Regions from separate parts of the Homo sapiens genome. Here region 2 is linked to region 1. A link is an interaction called in ENCODE POLR2A ChIA-PET data of the cell type or tissue named here. Cell type or tissue: HCT116. All regions are shown on one strand.

Region 1 (8,000 bases):
CCTCGTGGTGCCTTCTTGTCTCTGGGGACAGGCTGTTGAGACTTCTGGGAAATACCCGTTCAGTGAATTCCTCATCCAACAACTATGACTTGAGCATTTTTTAAGTCGCAGGCACTGTGCTATATAAGGATGATGAGAAAGACATGGTCATTGCCCTTATTAAAAGATCCCATTATAGAAGATAATAGGATATTACGGGTGGTGGTTAATGGACATATATACAAATAAATTAATTACAGACCGCAGCGCTAGAAGGGAAATAGAGTGCTCTGAAAAACAGTAATAATGGCCAACTATTAATGTCATCCTTTCTCCACAACTGCTCCGTAAGGTACAAACAATTATTACTTCCATCTTACGGAAGTGGGAACTGTGGCAGAGAAGTCAGGTGATTGCCCAAGGTCAATTCACTGGTATGTATCAGAGCCGAACTTGAACCCGTGAGTGGTGTTTCAGAGCCTGGGTCTTAACCACTGTCTATGTTGGGGAGCATATACTTAGAAAGGCATGGAAGGCCCTTCCAAGGAGGGGGCAGAAGAATGATCTAGGCAGAAAAAGGAGCAATGGTCAATGTACAAAGTGGAAAGAGAGCCTGGGGTGCTCTGTAATTTGTCAGAAGGCCTGGGAGATTGGGGCGGGGGTTGGATTTTACTCTAGTTGCACTTTACAAAGTGTCTTCGCAGACATACATTTTCCTAGGTTACCATCAGAGAGCCTGGTAATCCCAAGTGGCCATGGTATTATCCATGTTTTACAGAACAGCGTACATTGTTTTTGGGAACTCAGGGCAAAGGTGAGACTGGCCCCTGTGACTTTGGACTCATGTCCAGTGCTCTCTCTATGCAACCCCAGCTCAGGAACAAGCCACCTCTATGGTTCCTTAAGTACAATGCACCAAGGTAATGCCAGCTCCTCTTGTTCCCTTCTCTGCCTTCTCCCACCCCAGGATTCACCTCTCCAGCTGCCTCAACAACCTAATTTCTAGGGGAAGCTGATAAACAAATCTGTGCTCATTTGCTAATAGGTAATAAAAAACCCTGTTGGAAACCTACAGACAACTTGTCTTTACATCCCTGTGAGAACTTACAACAGCCTTTCCATTTTTCCAGTCATAAGATCAGCCTCAAGCTATTAGACATTTCCTTCTCTGCCAAAGAGGAAGTCATTCGTTGATTAATAGCCTATTCCCAGAGGAATCTAGCCAGAGTTTGAGCCCAGGCTTCTGGTTAACAGGTGGCAGTTTGCAGATGCCAATAAAATAAGCATTGTTCAAAGCACCTAATTCCTTGTCTGTGAATAATGATCTCTTCAGCCTCAGAAACCAGTCCCAGGAGATCAGAGCAGCAGGCTCCACACCCCCAGGGCTCTCAGCCCCTCAGCATGGCCCCAAACACTGCCTTCCTCTCTGCCTCAACTAGTGCCATGTCCTACCTTGACCTTGGGGCCCAGATGCCCCAGACCCTTCACAGCTCCCAGAGCACACCATGTGACAGCCTTCCCCACCTCCTTCCCAGGCTGTCTCCTTTACACCTGTGAAACATAACCCAGAGACGCCTCACCCAGGAAGCCTTCCCTGACCGTCCCGCCTCTTCTCGGTGCTTTCATAATCATAATTCTCCGAGTTCCTAGGACATGCTGCACACTCTGTTACACACTCCCCAGGGATTATCTCAATCTCATAGCAATTTAGAGACACATCCTACTGTTTTATCATTGAAGAAACCAAATCACAGGGCTGTGCCCATAGCCAGGCAAGGAGTGCTGGAGGGGAATACAAACCCAGGATCATCACCCTCTCCCATGCTCACCATCACAACTAACATTTATTGGGCACTTACAGCATACCTCCCATAGCCCTAAGCCCTTGACATACATTTTCTCATCGAATCTTCACAGTAATCCTACGCAATTTAGTCACTATAAGGTATGTGTTATTAGTATATCCATTTTGAAGATGAGAGAGGTTTAATTATTTTGCTAAATCACACATTCAGCAAAGTACACCACCACAATGCACTGAAATTGCCCAGATTAGGTGACACAGCTAGTAATTTACCCAACATCCCTTCTTCTCCTCTTTCATAATAACAAGACTATATTGTTAGAGATGACAATGTGCCCAGTTTAAAAAAGAAAAAATAAAGGCTAAACAAATTATCTCCTATCCTCCTTTGGAGATAGGGCAGGCAATGAAACGTAAGTCAACATCATGGGATAGGGGCCCTAGGAAAGCAATTTAAAGAGGGTGTACTCTGGCCAGGCACCATGGCTCATGCCTGTAATCCCAACAGTTTGGGAGGCCAAGGCAGGTGGATCACCTGAGGTCAGGAGTTTGAGACCAGCCTGGCTAACGTGGTGAAACACTGTCTCTACTAGAAATACAAAAAATTAGCTGGGCGTGGTGGTGGGCACCTGTAACCCCAGTTACTGGGGAGGCTGAAGCAGGAGAATCGCTTGGACCCGGGAGGTGGAGGTTGCAGTGAGCTGAGATGGCGTCATTGCACTCCAGGCTGGGTGACAGAGCGAGACTCTGTCTCAAAATAAATAAATAAATAAAGAGGGTGTACTTGGCTAACACCATTTTGCATTTCTGCCTTTTTCCCTCCTCCTGCTTGAGACATGCAGTGTGGATTTCCAACAGCTGTCTTATGACCACGAAGCAATCCTACTAAACATTGCCAAGCAGAAGAATCAAAGGAACTTGGGTTCCCGGTGACATCACAGAGGTCCCAAACCAGCCCTGGGCCACCCAGCTCCAAATTACAAGGAATTTGGAAGAAAAAGAGACCCTTGTTTAAATCTCTATTGTTTTGATTCTCTATTACTTGAAGCCAAATGCAATTCCTCACTCATTTACTTTGCTATGTGTCTGATGACCTGTTCCCTGAGCCGTGAGGTCCTCAAGACTGAATATGCTGCCCTCTTGGTCTCGGTACCAGTGTCCCTAGCACAGCACCTGCTCACTGTAGTCACTCAAATCAACCGCTTCTTGCCATTCTACTCCCCCTACCCCTGCCTGGGCAAAGGAGGTCATGTTAGGAAAACAGACATCTCCCCTTATATGAGAGGTAACAACACCAAATTAAGGGAAGGATGAAGAAAAGCATGAAGGGAAAGAAAGTGAGTCCCACCTGTGAAGCAGGGGACTGGGAAGGGCCCATGCTGGCTGAGTGCCAGAGCTCCACTTGGTCTTCTGTCTCAAGCCATGGTGATGTCATTTCCATGCCTGGGAAACCCAGGGCCAGTAGCCAAATCAAATCTGGAGAGTGGAGTCAGCAGAGTACCTGAGCCTGAGCTCAATATCAGCTTATGCAAAACAGCCAGCATCCCAAGTGTTGCAATTTAAGGCGCTCTGAGGATGGCCTCATGCCCACTGTCTCCACCAAACCTGAAGTCCCTCCACAAGCAGCTGATGCCAGTAGGGTGAAAGGCTTTCCATGCTGTGGTCCCGGGACGAGTGCACTGGCTGTTGGGGAAGTCAGCTTCTCAGAGGCTCAGTTTTCTCCTCTGCACAGTGGAAATAATACTGCCTTCCCCTGCTTCCATACAGGAGCCAGGAAGAGGATCAAGTATAAAAATGGACAGGAAAGCCCTCTTATAAACACTGAACCTTTACACAAACCCAAGGTAATGGGTGTATATTTGTTTTTCTGAGGTGGCCTCTGCATCCACAATTATGGAAGGTTCCTTCCAGATCCTAAATACTACATTCATTATAATCTTTTTCTACACTCAAGTGTAAGCTGCTGATAAAAGGTTTTTTCTGAAAAAGACATCTTCTGAAATCGAAAAGGTGGGCATAGGGTGGAGTTCCATAGCAGTGAAAATAGAAAGCCAAGAGAATGGAAGACAGATGCATGAGAAGGAGACCATGCTGTTCACATAATTTGTAGCTCTGGGATGGTGGAAGGAGGGAACTAAGATGAATTGGTTGGTTTGCTTGTTTCTGGCTCCTCTGGAGATGGAATATTCAAGCTATAGGTGATCTTCCTTAGCTTAGATATTTACAAAACATTAACTTAATTTCTTTAGGGAAGTGAGCCTGGGAGTTTGAGCAGATGGGAGGAAAAAGGACTTTTAAACTTTATGCCTTTCCAAATATTTTTGTTTTTACCACAATGCATTTTTTTAACAAGTTGGGCTGATCACAAGGTCAAGAGACCGAGACCATCCTGGCCAACATGGTGAAACCCTGTCTCTACTGAAAATACAAAAATTAGCTGGGCGTGGTGGTGCATGCCTACAGTCCCAGCTACTCAGGAGGCTGAGGCAGGAGAATCGCTTGAACCCGGGAGGCAGGGGTTGCCGTGAGCTGAGATCACACCACTGCCCTCCAGCCTGGTGACAGAGCGAGACTCCGCGAAAAAAAAAAAAAAAAAAGTACTTATAGGCAGGGTGCAGTGGCTCACACCTGTAATCCCAGCACTTTGGGAGGCCGAGGTGGTAGGATCTTTTGAGCCCAAGAGTTCAAGACCAGCCTAGGCAACTGAGCAAAACCTTGTCTCTACAAAACATTTTTTAAAAAACCAGCTGGGCCTGTAGTCCTAGCTACTCAGAAGGCTGAGGTGGAAGGATCACTTAAGCCCAGGGACTAAGGATGCGGTGAGCCGTGATCATGCCACTGCACTCCAGCTTGGGTGCCAGAGTAAGACCCCTCTTTAAAAAATAAACAAACACACAAAAACAAATGAAAAATAAAATAAAAGTATTTATGTGTTTATTCAGAGTTTAAAATGTGATTAAACAAAATATTCATAAATCACTTTAAGATTGCCTGGGTTTTCACATCCCCACCCCCTTCATGGGGCCACCACATGATACAGAACTCCATAGTGTTTAGCCCAATAATTAGGTTCTGGCCATCATATTGATGCCACTATTAAAGGGAATTGAGGCTGGCTCACTTGCCAGTTCTGTCCAGCCCTGCCCCTGGCATTGAGAAGACCAAGAAACTGCCCCTAGGGTGTAGTTGCAGGGATGCTGAATTCCCATCATTTGTCAATCCCGTGGGTCCAAGATCAGAAGGGATATGCTTTAACCCAATGATAGCATTAAGTCACAAGAGGAATTGCCCATTAGCTAATTTACCCATTAGCAGAGGTTAGCTTATCTGATTAGCTCATTGCCACCATCGCCTACTCCTGCCAATAGAAAGCAGAACCTGAAGGGAATAAGCAAGGGATGTGCTCATTTTTATGTATGGCAAAAAAAATTTAAAAATTAAACGTTAGAACTCAAAAAGACCTGAAGGATGATCTAGCCAGGAGGCTGTAAACTGGAAAGCTCTGGCTTTATGTATTTTGTTTACCAATGTAGTTGTGTTTTCTTTGAATCTGAAAGTCTTTATATGCACTTTCCCTCTAATCATGCTCCTCATCCAGTTACTCTATACCTGACTGCCTCTAATAGTTATGTTATCTGCTTGGTTTCCAAAGTGACCCTGCCGGGTCTCGAGTCCAGCCTTTGGTACCTATCCTGGTACCCTTTGGTTAGGGCTAAGAATCTAAAGGGATTAACAATAGATGCACTCAAGAGGTTCAGGGCACCTAAAGGAGAAGGAGATACAAAAATAAATAAACAAAAATAAAAGTTGAACAAACAACATAATGTCTCTGAATCTCAGAAATCTCTGAATATCTCCTATAGAATGGGGTTAATACTGCCCAGCCTAGAGTTGGGGAGAACCTGATCAGAGAAAGCATGTGAATTGCCTTCTCTTATTTTTAAAGAATATTCCTGTCCTTTAAACAGTGGTCTTTAAAGAATGTCTCAGTCCTTTCCTTCCCAGAAGACTCAACATGCTCTCTCCAACACTCTTGCCTCATGATTCCACAGCCCTTACCTAATAAACTAGGTAAGGAGCATATATGATCAGGGTGTTCCAGAGAGGTGAGCCGAGGCAGAGAAAGTTACCTGTCCTTCATCACTTGGGCAGGCGCCTCCATCCAGCAGGCACCCACTTAGCCCATAATGGCAGTTGGAGCTATGTCACCAAACCCACCCAAAACTTGGGCAGTGGAGGTGCATGGTCTTGATACCACTCATCTTGGTAATTAATTCCACACAAATGAGCTAACAGAGACCAGTCATCACACATATGCCAACAGCTTGCTTACTGGTTTTTTTCCCTGCTTTTTCTTTTGGCAAACGAAACATTCCTTCAGCCCGATTATTGGCCTCTAGCTTGTCCCTTGGATCTGACAGCTGTTGGTTCATGGACTCCAACCTGGTCTGTCATTTTAGCAACCTAGCTAAAACTTCAGTCAATGGGGGTAAAATGATCATTTGATGGCATAAAAAGCCACCATCCAGGGGCGGGCCACGGTGTGGCCTTGTGAGCTGGGTGCCCTAAAAGACTGTCCAGTTTCAGTGAGCTGCAGAACTCCTGTGTCCTGACCCCATCTGTTGTTGGCCAACATTAACCTGACTTTAAATGACTAAGTAATCACATCAAAATAGAAACCAGGGTGGCTGGCTCCCGTTGAAATCTTGGCATTTTGGTCTCTAGTAAGCAGTGACCTTCCATCTGGGCCCGCCTCTTTCTTCTCTTCTCTCCTCATGATATTATCTTTCTTTGGATTTTCCATGGAGTTTCCTTTCTAGCATTTGGTTCTTGGGTTTTTATCACTTTACACTAATTTCCTCTTTGTCACTAGCTTAAGACCTACCCTTCCCTCTGCCTCTGCCTCCTCCACATTACTCTTTCTTCCTCCTTTTTCTCCTCCCCGTCTCATTTCTGTAAGCATTCCTAAAACCCTTCTACTTTTGATAAGAATTGAAGAGCCTGTCAAAGAGAGAGAGAAAGTAGAGTTCAAAGTTCAAAGCAAGAACTTTGGTGGCAGCTCTGAGTGTGACACCAAGATTTGCCCTTAGCAACGGTGTAGCTTTGGGCACATGATCTAGCCACCTGGTGCCTCAGTTTCCTCATCTGGACAACAGGTATAACAACACCTATTTCATGGGATTGAACATAATGCTGTGAATGTAAATGGCTTTGTTAGCAAAGAGTCCTACCATATGATATATTCTAAATAAAATTTAGCTTAGAAAAAAAAAGGATTCCCACAATCTTTGCTCTCTATCATGGTTTAAATCAATAGGGTCCCAACTACGTGCATCAAAGAACTAAAGCTCCAGAACTTACCTGGGATGGGCTGGATGACAACAGGATGAGCCCTAATTACCCTCCCTTTTTTTTTTTTTTTTTTTTTTTTTGAGATGAAGTTTCACTCTCGTTGCCCAGGCTGGAGTGCAATGGCATGATCTCAGCTCACTGCAACCTCCACCTCCCAGGTTCAAGCCATTCTCCTCCCTCAGCCTCATGAGTAGCTGGGATTACAGACGCCTGCCACCACACCCAGCTAATTTTTGTATTTTTAGTAGAGATGGGGTTTCACCATTTTGGTCAGGCTGGCCTTGAACTCCTGACCTCAGGTGATCCACCCGCCTCAGCCTCCCAAAGTGCTGGGATTACAGGCATGAGCCACCACGCCCATCCCACCCTCCGGCTTTTAAAACAGTTTCTATTTTCTCTCTTTTGCATATTGGATCTCTGAATAATATCCTGAAAAATGGATTCCATTGCCATGAAAATTTTTTCTTAAATTGATTTTTTCACTTTTTCTTTTGCCAGAATTCTTCTATCTTTGTTCACTCCAAATGAGAAGTACCTGACACATAGAACCTGCAAAGTCATTGTTCCACTCCTTGTTACTTCCTTGCAATTTGAAGCCCCTCTATTTTAAAAAGTATGACTGACATTTCTTTTCTGTAAAGAAGCGGTAGAGGAGTTTAGCCCACCTGTCAGACTCTCTTCGAAGATCTTTTCACCAGCCTCCGACTATCAGATAGTGAAAGACGGTTATTAGGTATTTGGTTTCATTTGAAGAAAATGGATTGCCCATTTTCTTTACTATTTGAGAAATTTGGTTACACCCAGGATTTCACGCAAGAACCTGTGGTAGTGAATTGAATCTGACAAAGAATTCCACATAGTAAGT
Region 2 (8,000 bases), 410 kb before region 1:
GAAGCTGGAGGGGCAAGATTCTGAGCAGTTCCTCCTGCTGCCTCTTTGGCTCTGCAGCCAAACGCCTGTGGTTTCAGCCTAGTGTTGGGGACAGCTGGGTTTGTTTTGGTGTTCAAACCGGGACATAGGGGGAACATGGTTTTAACATCAAAAAAATAAATTGTTTTTAAGAGAGGGAGAGAAGGCTTCCAGCAGGAGCTCTTGAAGGCTTCTAACCCCGCTTGCTCCCCCTGATGTCAGAGAATAAATGCCTGACAGGAGCCAGCAGTTAGCAAGCAGCCCTGCAGATATTATAGGCAATGTTGTAGGAGTGGGACCAATTACCCCTAAGATGTTGGGAGGGTCCACATAGCCTGGGCACAGGGATCCTAGGGACTCCCTCATTTACCCCGACCCTTGCTGCAAGTTGCTTGCTGTTATTGATACCTGCAGCAGGTGTCTGGGCCGGCAGATCCTGTGGGGGCTTCTGCTAGGGCCAGTGGGGAGGAGAGAAATGTGACAGCTGTCTGCAAATGTTGGATGTTGGAGAAGCTGTCATTGGAAAGGGAGCAATAGGCATCTCTGGGGCCCCAGAATATGTAATTAGGACTGGGAGCAGGCCTAAAGGAGACCACTTTCTTATTATTAAAAGAAAAAAAAAAAAGAAAGTGTAATGATTAGGGTGTCTGCCATTGTGTCTCAGGTTTCAGTCACCTCCTCAGAGTGAACTTCCGTCGAAGCTCTCTTCCTCCAGCTAAAGTTGATCCTCTTCCCAGTGATTCTGTCTCATCAATCTGTTTCTTTCTTGCAACTTACTTAGCAAAGTCTATACATATCATGCTTCTTGCCTGCCTGCTTGTTCATTTTCTACCCACCAGTCTGGGTGATGAGCTTCCTTGGGGCACAGGGCTTTGTGCCTTTCTCATTACTGCTTCCCCAGTGCCTAGCACAGTGTCTGGCACGTAGTAGGAGCTCAATAAATATGTGCGGAATGAACAAATGAAGAATGAGAATGAGTTAATACTGCAGGAGGAAATGAAGTCCCCACCACTGGAGGAGTTAAGCAGAAGTTGAGGGCCAAAAGTCAGAAAGTCCACTGGCCCCTGGTTTGGTTAAAGTTATGCTTGCTGCTGGGACTAATGGACTATATGATGGTTCATTTGTGAAAGAGAGTTAGTTTTGTTCATGTAAAGTTCTAGCTGGGTGTTTCTGATGGGTGGGCAGCTCTCCTTTAGGAGGTGGCTCAGAAACTCCGGCCTCTTTCATCCTGTGGCTCCATCATTTTCTATCTGTGGCATTTTTGGTCACCATGCTGAATTGTATCAAACAGTTTAGAAAAAAGGAGGTGATTACAGACCAAACCTGGAAGAGGTGCACATCCCTTCCACTCACACGCCGTGGACTAGAACTCCGTCATATCTAATTGCAAGGTTTGGGTCATGGCCCAGAAGCAAGAGGAGACAAGTTTGGTTCATAACCTCCCAGGCTCTGTCCCAGGCTCTGATATGCCTGCACTGGGCAGGAGGTAGAACCAGATGGTTTCTGGGAGCCTCTTCAGCATTTGCGTTTAAAGGTTTTGTGTTTCCCTTCTGCAACAACTTAGCCTTAATACTTGCAGTACTAAGGAGAAGTAAGGTACTTGTCACTGCTTTTCCTTTTCTAGCTTTGCAATTCTTTTTTTTTTCTTTTTTGAGATGGGGTCTCACTCTGTCAGCCAGGCTAGAGTGCAGTGGCGCGATCTGAACTCATTGCAACCTCCACCTCCTAAGCTCAAATAATCCTCCCACCTCAGCCTCCTGAGTAGCTGGCACCACAGGCACATGCCACCATCCCTGGCTAATTTTTGTATTTTTAGTAGAGACTGGGTTTTGTCATGTGGCCAGGCAGGTCTCGAACCCTTGAGCTCAAGCAATGTGCCCACCTTGGCTTCCCAAAGTGCTGGGATTATAGGCATGAGCCACTGCACCTGGCCAAGCAATTCTTTTTTCTTTTGCTCAAGAATTTCCTTAGGTGTTTCTGGTATGTCATTATGGACAGTGAGAACATCTGCTTAGGCAACCACAAAAATATCCAAGTCAGACAGACCTGTCCAGGAATCCCAGTTCTATCACTCCCTAGGTATGTGGCATTGGGCAAGTTACCGAACCTTTCTGGCTCTCAGCTTTTTCCTCTGGAAATGAGGATAATAGCTATAATAATACCTACTCTGTAACACTATGAGGCTTGAAAGAGCAGAGATGTGTGTGATTTATGGTGCATTTGCTCTAGATTGTTGTCCTTAGCTTTATTTCCATCATTTGAAAAAGTTTTCGCAGCAACTCTATGGAGTAGATCTATTATTAGTCCTAGTTTTATAGAGGAGAATGCAGAATTGCTGAGGGATTAAGCAGCTTGCTTAAAGCCATGCAGCTAATAGGTTGGGAACCAGGACTTGAATGAAGTCATCCAACCCCGCTGCCCACAAGCTACATAATAGACAGCAACAGTTATGAGGATGAAAAGGACGATTTTTTTGTTATTGTTATTGTTATTTGCTTTAGAGGCTGAGCCAGTCCTAGGCTTACTTATATATAAGCAATGATTTGCAAAACATTTCACAGTCCACAAAGTTTCTCTATGGCTCATAGCTTGATAATTCCTCACAATAATTTTGAGGTAGTTTTACTATTCTGCCCCCTTTATAAGGGATAAAAATGAGCCCCCCTTTGGGAGGCCAAGGTGGGTGGATCACAAGGTGAGGAGATCAAGACCATCCTGGCCAACATGGTGAAACCCCGTCTCTACTAAAAATACAAAAATTAGCCTGGTGGGCTGGCATACGCCTGTAGTCCCAGCTACTCAGGAGGCTGAGGCAGGGGAATTGCTTGAGCCTGGGAGGAGGAGGTTGCAGTGAGCCAAGATGGTGCCACTGCACTCTAGCCTGGGCAACAGAGCAAGACTCTGTCTCAAAAAAAAAAAAAAAAGAAAAGAAAAAGGAGCCCCAGAAGGCATGAATCACGGGCTGGGGTCACACAGCCAGAAATTGGTGAAGTTGGCTTTCAGACTCTGACTTTGGACAATGCCATTTCTCTGGTTAAATTCAAGTTAATATTTGCTAAACACTTAGAAGGGTGTCTGGCACATAGTAAGCATGATATGAAAGTTTATTTAAAAACTAAATTAAATAAATAGCATACTTCACTTCCCTCTTCAACAACGATTTCTCTAGTACCTGCTACCACCTGTAAAGTGAAGGTGGCTGTGGCTGGGGCCTGGGTCTCCTCTTGCTCCCACCTTGTGCCCAGCATTCTCAGATTACCCCTCAGGTTGGCTGGGCTGGTCGGCTCACCTTCTCCTTTCACTCTAGTTGGCTCTTTTTGGACGGTCCCTAAGGCCTGGGCTTCTCCCCTTAGTAAAACAAATACGGCTACTTATTGTTGCTGCTTTTCAGGCCCCTGCTTGCTGGTTTCATGGAATCATCTTGTAGAAAGGTGTTGTTAACTAATAGAAATCTTATGTGTCATAGTGCCCTCTCCAATAGCTTATTTACCTTCCAACGGGGGGATTCAATTAACCCAAAGGGATGATTAGTAGAATTTCAGGCATCTGCACAGGCCGATGGGGCGACATTTTTGGAGGAGAGGGCTTGAAATCACATCACAGAACTCATGGAGGAGGGAGGGCTGAGCCTGCTCTGGGTTTTGCATGAAGTCCATTCTGCCTGCTAGAAGACTGACAAGGCTTCTCTTTTACTCTGCTCCCTTTCATAAAGGTTTTTCTTTAAGTTGTTTTTAGTAAATTCCTAACATTATTTGTCAAATTTGGCTCACAATTATTTCTACCTCATGTTTTTAATGGAACAGACCCAGAAACTCCCAACAATGAGGAAATCAAATTGGGAAGCATGTAGACACTTATTCAACAAGTTTCACTGAGCCTCTGTTGTATGTCAGGGACCATTTCAGGTGCTGAAGGCAAGGATGAGAAAGCTGGCCAAGGCTGCTTATCTGAGGCCATTTGGGCTGCATTAATAAAAATGCCCTAAACTGGTGGTTTATAAACAGTAAACATTAATTTCTCACAGTTCTGGAGGCTGGTAAGTCCAAGATCAACTTGCCTGGGGAAGGCCCATTCCTCATAAATGGCACCTTTTAACTGTGTCATCACTTGGTGGAAGGGGAATATGAACTCCCTTGGGCCTATTTTATAAGAGCACTAACCCCATTCATATGATGCAGTCACCTCCCAAATGACCCTACCTCCCAATACCATCATCTTGGAGGTTTGGTTTCAACATGTGAAGTTTTTGGGGGACACAAACATTCAGACCATAGCATTTTCCCCTGGCCTTCCAAAATTCATGTCCTTCTCACATACAAAATACATTCATTTCATCCTAATAGTCCCCAAAGTCTTAACTGGCTGCAGCATCAAGTTTTAATGTCTAGGTCCAAAATCTTATCTAAATATCATCTAAATCAGAAACTGATGAGACTTAAGGTATGATTCATCCTGACGCAAATTTTTCTCCAGCTGTGAACTATGAAAGCAAACAAGTTCTTTGCTTCCAAAATACAATGGTAGGACAGGCACAGGATAGACATTTCTGTTCCAAAGTGAGAAATAGGAAAGAAGGAAGGGATAAATAGATTTCAAGCAGGTCCAAAACCTTAAGTCTCAAGACTAATCTTTGAGTCCAGTCTCTGCCCTCCAGGCAGGAGTTGGACCCCCAAGACTCTGGGAAGCCATGCTTCCATGACCTCGGGTTGCCCTGTTCCCCCACAGCTCTTACGTGTTGGAGTCAAGTGCCTGCAGCTATCCCAGGCTGGAATCTCATGCCTCTGGCTTTATTGGTCTGGGATCTCTGGGGCATCCCCATCCCTAAACCTCCAATGGACTTTGCCCTAATGAGGTCTCTTTGCAGTGGCCCTGACCCTGTGATTGTTCTCTGCCTGGGCCCATGGCTCTATGAGGCATCCTTTAAAATCTAAGTGAAGACATCCACATCCCCTTGGCTCATGAGCCAGCCGACAGCATCTTACATATATCAAGATTTACTGCCTGTACCCTGAATGGGGAGGGGCAGTCATCATGGCTCATGAATAATTGGGTCTGCTGGAGCTAAACCTGGGGCAGCCCAGTAGCACAGCCACCTTCTGGAGAAAAACTTTGAAATCCTTCTGCCCCACAGGCCCTGACACTCTTGGTCTGTAATAGAAATGCCAGCCTTGTGATCTCTAAAAATGCCTTTGGGATCATTTTTTCATTGTCTTGATGAGTGGCACCTGGCTTCCATTGAAAAGGCCCATCCGTATTAAATCTCCTTATCAAAGAGTCACTTGGCCACAACAGGCTTTCTCATTTTTTCCAATATGAATAGGCTGAGAATCTAAATTTTTATGTTTTACTTTCTTTTTGATTACGAATTCTGTCTTTAAGTCATTTCTGTCTTCCTGCATTTTACTATAAGCACTCAAGGGAAGCCATTTTGCACCCTCAGCACTTTGCTAAGAAATAGCTTCTGCTAAATATCCAATTTCATTGCTCATAAGTCCTACCATTATATAACGAGGATTGCCTTTCCTCCACTGTCCAATAACATATTCCTTGTTTCCATTTGAAACCTCATCAGAATGGTCTTTACCATCCATATTTCTACTAACAATCTATTCATGACTATCTAAGAAACCTGAAGCTTTCTCTATAGCTCTCCTCTTTTTTTTTTTTTTTTTTTTTGGTTTCTCAGTGCATATAAGTTATGTTTACACTATACTGTAGTTTATTAACTGTGCAACAGTATTATGTCTAAAAAACAATGTACATACCTTACTTAAAAAATACTTCATTACTAAAAAATGCTAACTATCATCTGAGCCTTCAGTAAGTCGTAATCTTTTTGCTGGTGGAGGGTCTTGCCTCGATGTTGAAGACTGTTGACTGATAAGGGGTGGTGGTCACTGAAGCTTGGAGTGGCTGTGACCATTTTCAAAAATAAGACAACAATGAAATTTGCTGCATCAACTGACTCTTCCTTCCATGCAAGATTTCTCTGTATCATACAATGCTGTTTGATAGCACTTTACTCACACTAGAACTTCTTTCAAAATCTGAAGTCAAACCTCTGAAATCCTGCCACTGCTTTATCAACAAAGTTTATGAAACATTCTAAATTCTTTGTTGCCATTTCAACAATGTTTAAAGCAGGAGTGTACAACCTTTTGGCTTCCCTGGGCCACATCGGAAGAAGAATTGTCTTCGGCTACACATAGAATACATTAACACTAATGATAGCTGATGAGCTAAAAAAAAAAAAAATTGCAAAAAAATCTCATAGTGTTTTAAGAAAGTTTACAAATTTGAGTTGGGCCACATTCAAAGCCATCTTGGTCCACATGTGGCCCCTGGGCCATGGGCCTTGGGTTGGACAAACTTGGTTTAAAGCATCTTTACCAGGAGTACATTCTGTCTCAAGAAACGACTTTCTTTGCTCATCCATAAGAAGGAACTCTTCATTCACTCAAGTTTGACCATGAGATTGCAGCAATTCAATCATATCTTTAGGTCTCACTTCATTTTTGTTTGTTTCTTTTTTTATTTTTATTTTATTTATTTATTTTTATTATTATACTTTAAGTTCTAGGGTACATGTGCACAATGTGCAGATTTGATACATAGGTATACATGTGCCATGGTGGTTTGCTGCACCCATTAACTCATCATTTACATTAGGTGTTTCTCCTAATGCTATCCCTCCCCCTGCTCCCACCTCACGACAGGCCCCCATATGTGATATTCCCCACCCTGTGTCCAAGTGTTCTCATTGTTCAATTTCTACCTATGAGTGAGAACATGTGGTGTTTGATTTTCTGTCCTTGTGATAGTTTGCTCAGAATGATGGTTTCCAGCTTCATTCATGTCCCTGAAAAGGACATGAACTCATCCTTTTTATGGCTGCATAGTATTCCATGGTATATATGTGCCACATTTTCTTAATACAGTCTACATCATTGATGGACATTTGGGTTGGTTCCAAGTCTTTGCTATTGTGAATAGTACCTCAATAAACATACGTGCGCATGTGTCTTTATAGTAGCATGATTTATAATTCTTTGGGCATATACCCAGTAATGGGATGGCTGGGTCAAATGGTATTTCTAGTTCTAGATCCTTGAGGAATCGCCATATTGTCTTCCACAATGGTTGAACTAGTTTACACTCCCACCAACAGTGTAAAAGCCTTCCTATTTCTCCACATCCTCTCCAGCATCTGTTGTTTCCTGACATTTTAATGATTGCCATTCTAACTGGTGTGAGATGGTATCTCCTTGTGGTTTTGATTTGCATTTCTCTGATGACCAGTGATGATGATAACTCTCCTCTTTTCTTTCTTTGCTCTTGTTACCAGAAAGGGGTCCTGATCCAGATCCCAAGAGAGGGTTCTTGGATCTCATACAAGAAAGAATTAGAGATGAATCCATAGAATAAAGTGAAAGCAATAAAGAATGGCTACTCCATAGGCAGAACAGCAGCATGGGCTGGTCGACTAAGAATATTCATTGTTACTTCTTGATTATATGCTAAACAAGAGGTGGATTATTCATTAGGATTTTGGGAAAGGGGTGGGCAATTCCCCGAACCAAGGGTTGCTCCCCTTTTTAGATCATATAGGGTAACTTCCTGACATTGCCATGGCATCTGTAAACTGTCATGGTGCTTGTGGGAGTGTCTTTCAGCATGCTAATGCACTATAATTAGCCTATAATCAGCAGTGAGGAAGACCAAAGGTCACTCTCGTCGCCTTCTTGGATTTGGTGGGTTTTGGCTGGCTTCTTTACCACAGTCTGTTTTATCAGCAAGGTCTTTATGACCTGTATCTTGTGCTGATCTCCTGTCTCATCCTGTGACTAAGAATGCCTTAACCTCTTGGGAATGCAGCCCACTAGGTTTCAGCCTAATTTTACCCAGCCCCTATTCAAGATGGAGTCTCTCTGGTTCAAATGCCTCTGACACTCTCACCAGAATTGCCCTTAAGGTCTGCTCCT

The links. ChIA-PET counts read pairs that join two places held together with the same protein. Peaks named below come from ENCODE experiments on the same cell type or tissue, not always from the same donor. Only the 100,000 strongest peaks of a DNase experiment are listed, where the experiment ranks them.
Region 2: POLR2A ChIA-PET joins it to region 1 with 5 read pairs; 2 of 35 experiments call an interaction of 5 or more read pairs at or near these places.

What each region holds. Positions count from the first base shown.
Region 1 is chr5:159,397,716-159,405,715 of GRCh38, reverse strand. No RefSeq gene overlaps it. Among named protein-coding and RNA genes, the nearest start is that of LINC01845, 65 kb to the left of the region's middle. In HCT116, no CTCF peak of the experiment used is centred here; no DNase peak of the experiment used is centred here.
Region 2 is chr5:159,811,855-159,819,854 of GRCh38, reverse strand. The region is part of intron 2 of LINC01847 (long intergenic non-protein coding RNA 1847); the gene reads left to right. Among named protein-coding and RNA genes, the nearest start is that of LINC01847, 56 kb to the left of the region's middle. In HCT116, no CTCF peak of the experiment used is centred here; a DNase peak (open chromatin) is centred at 3,344.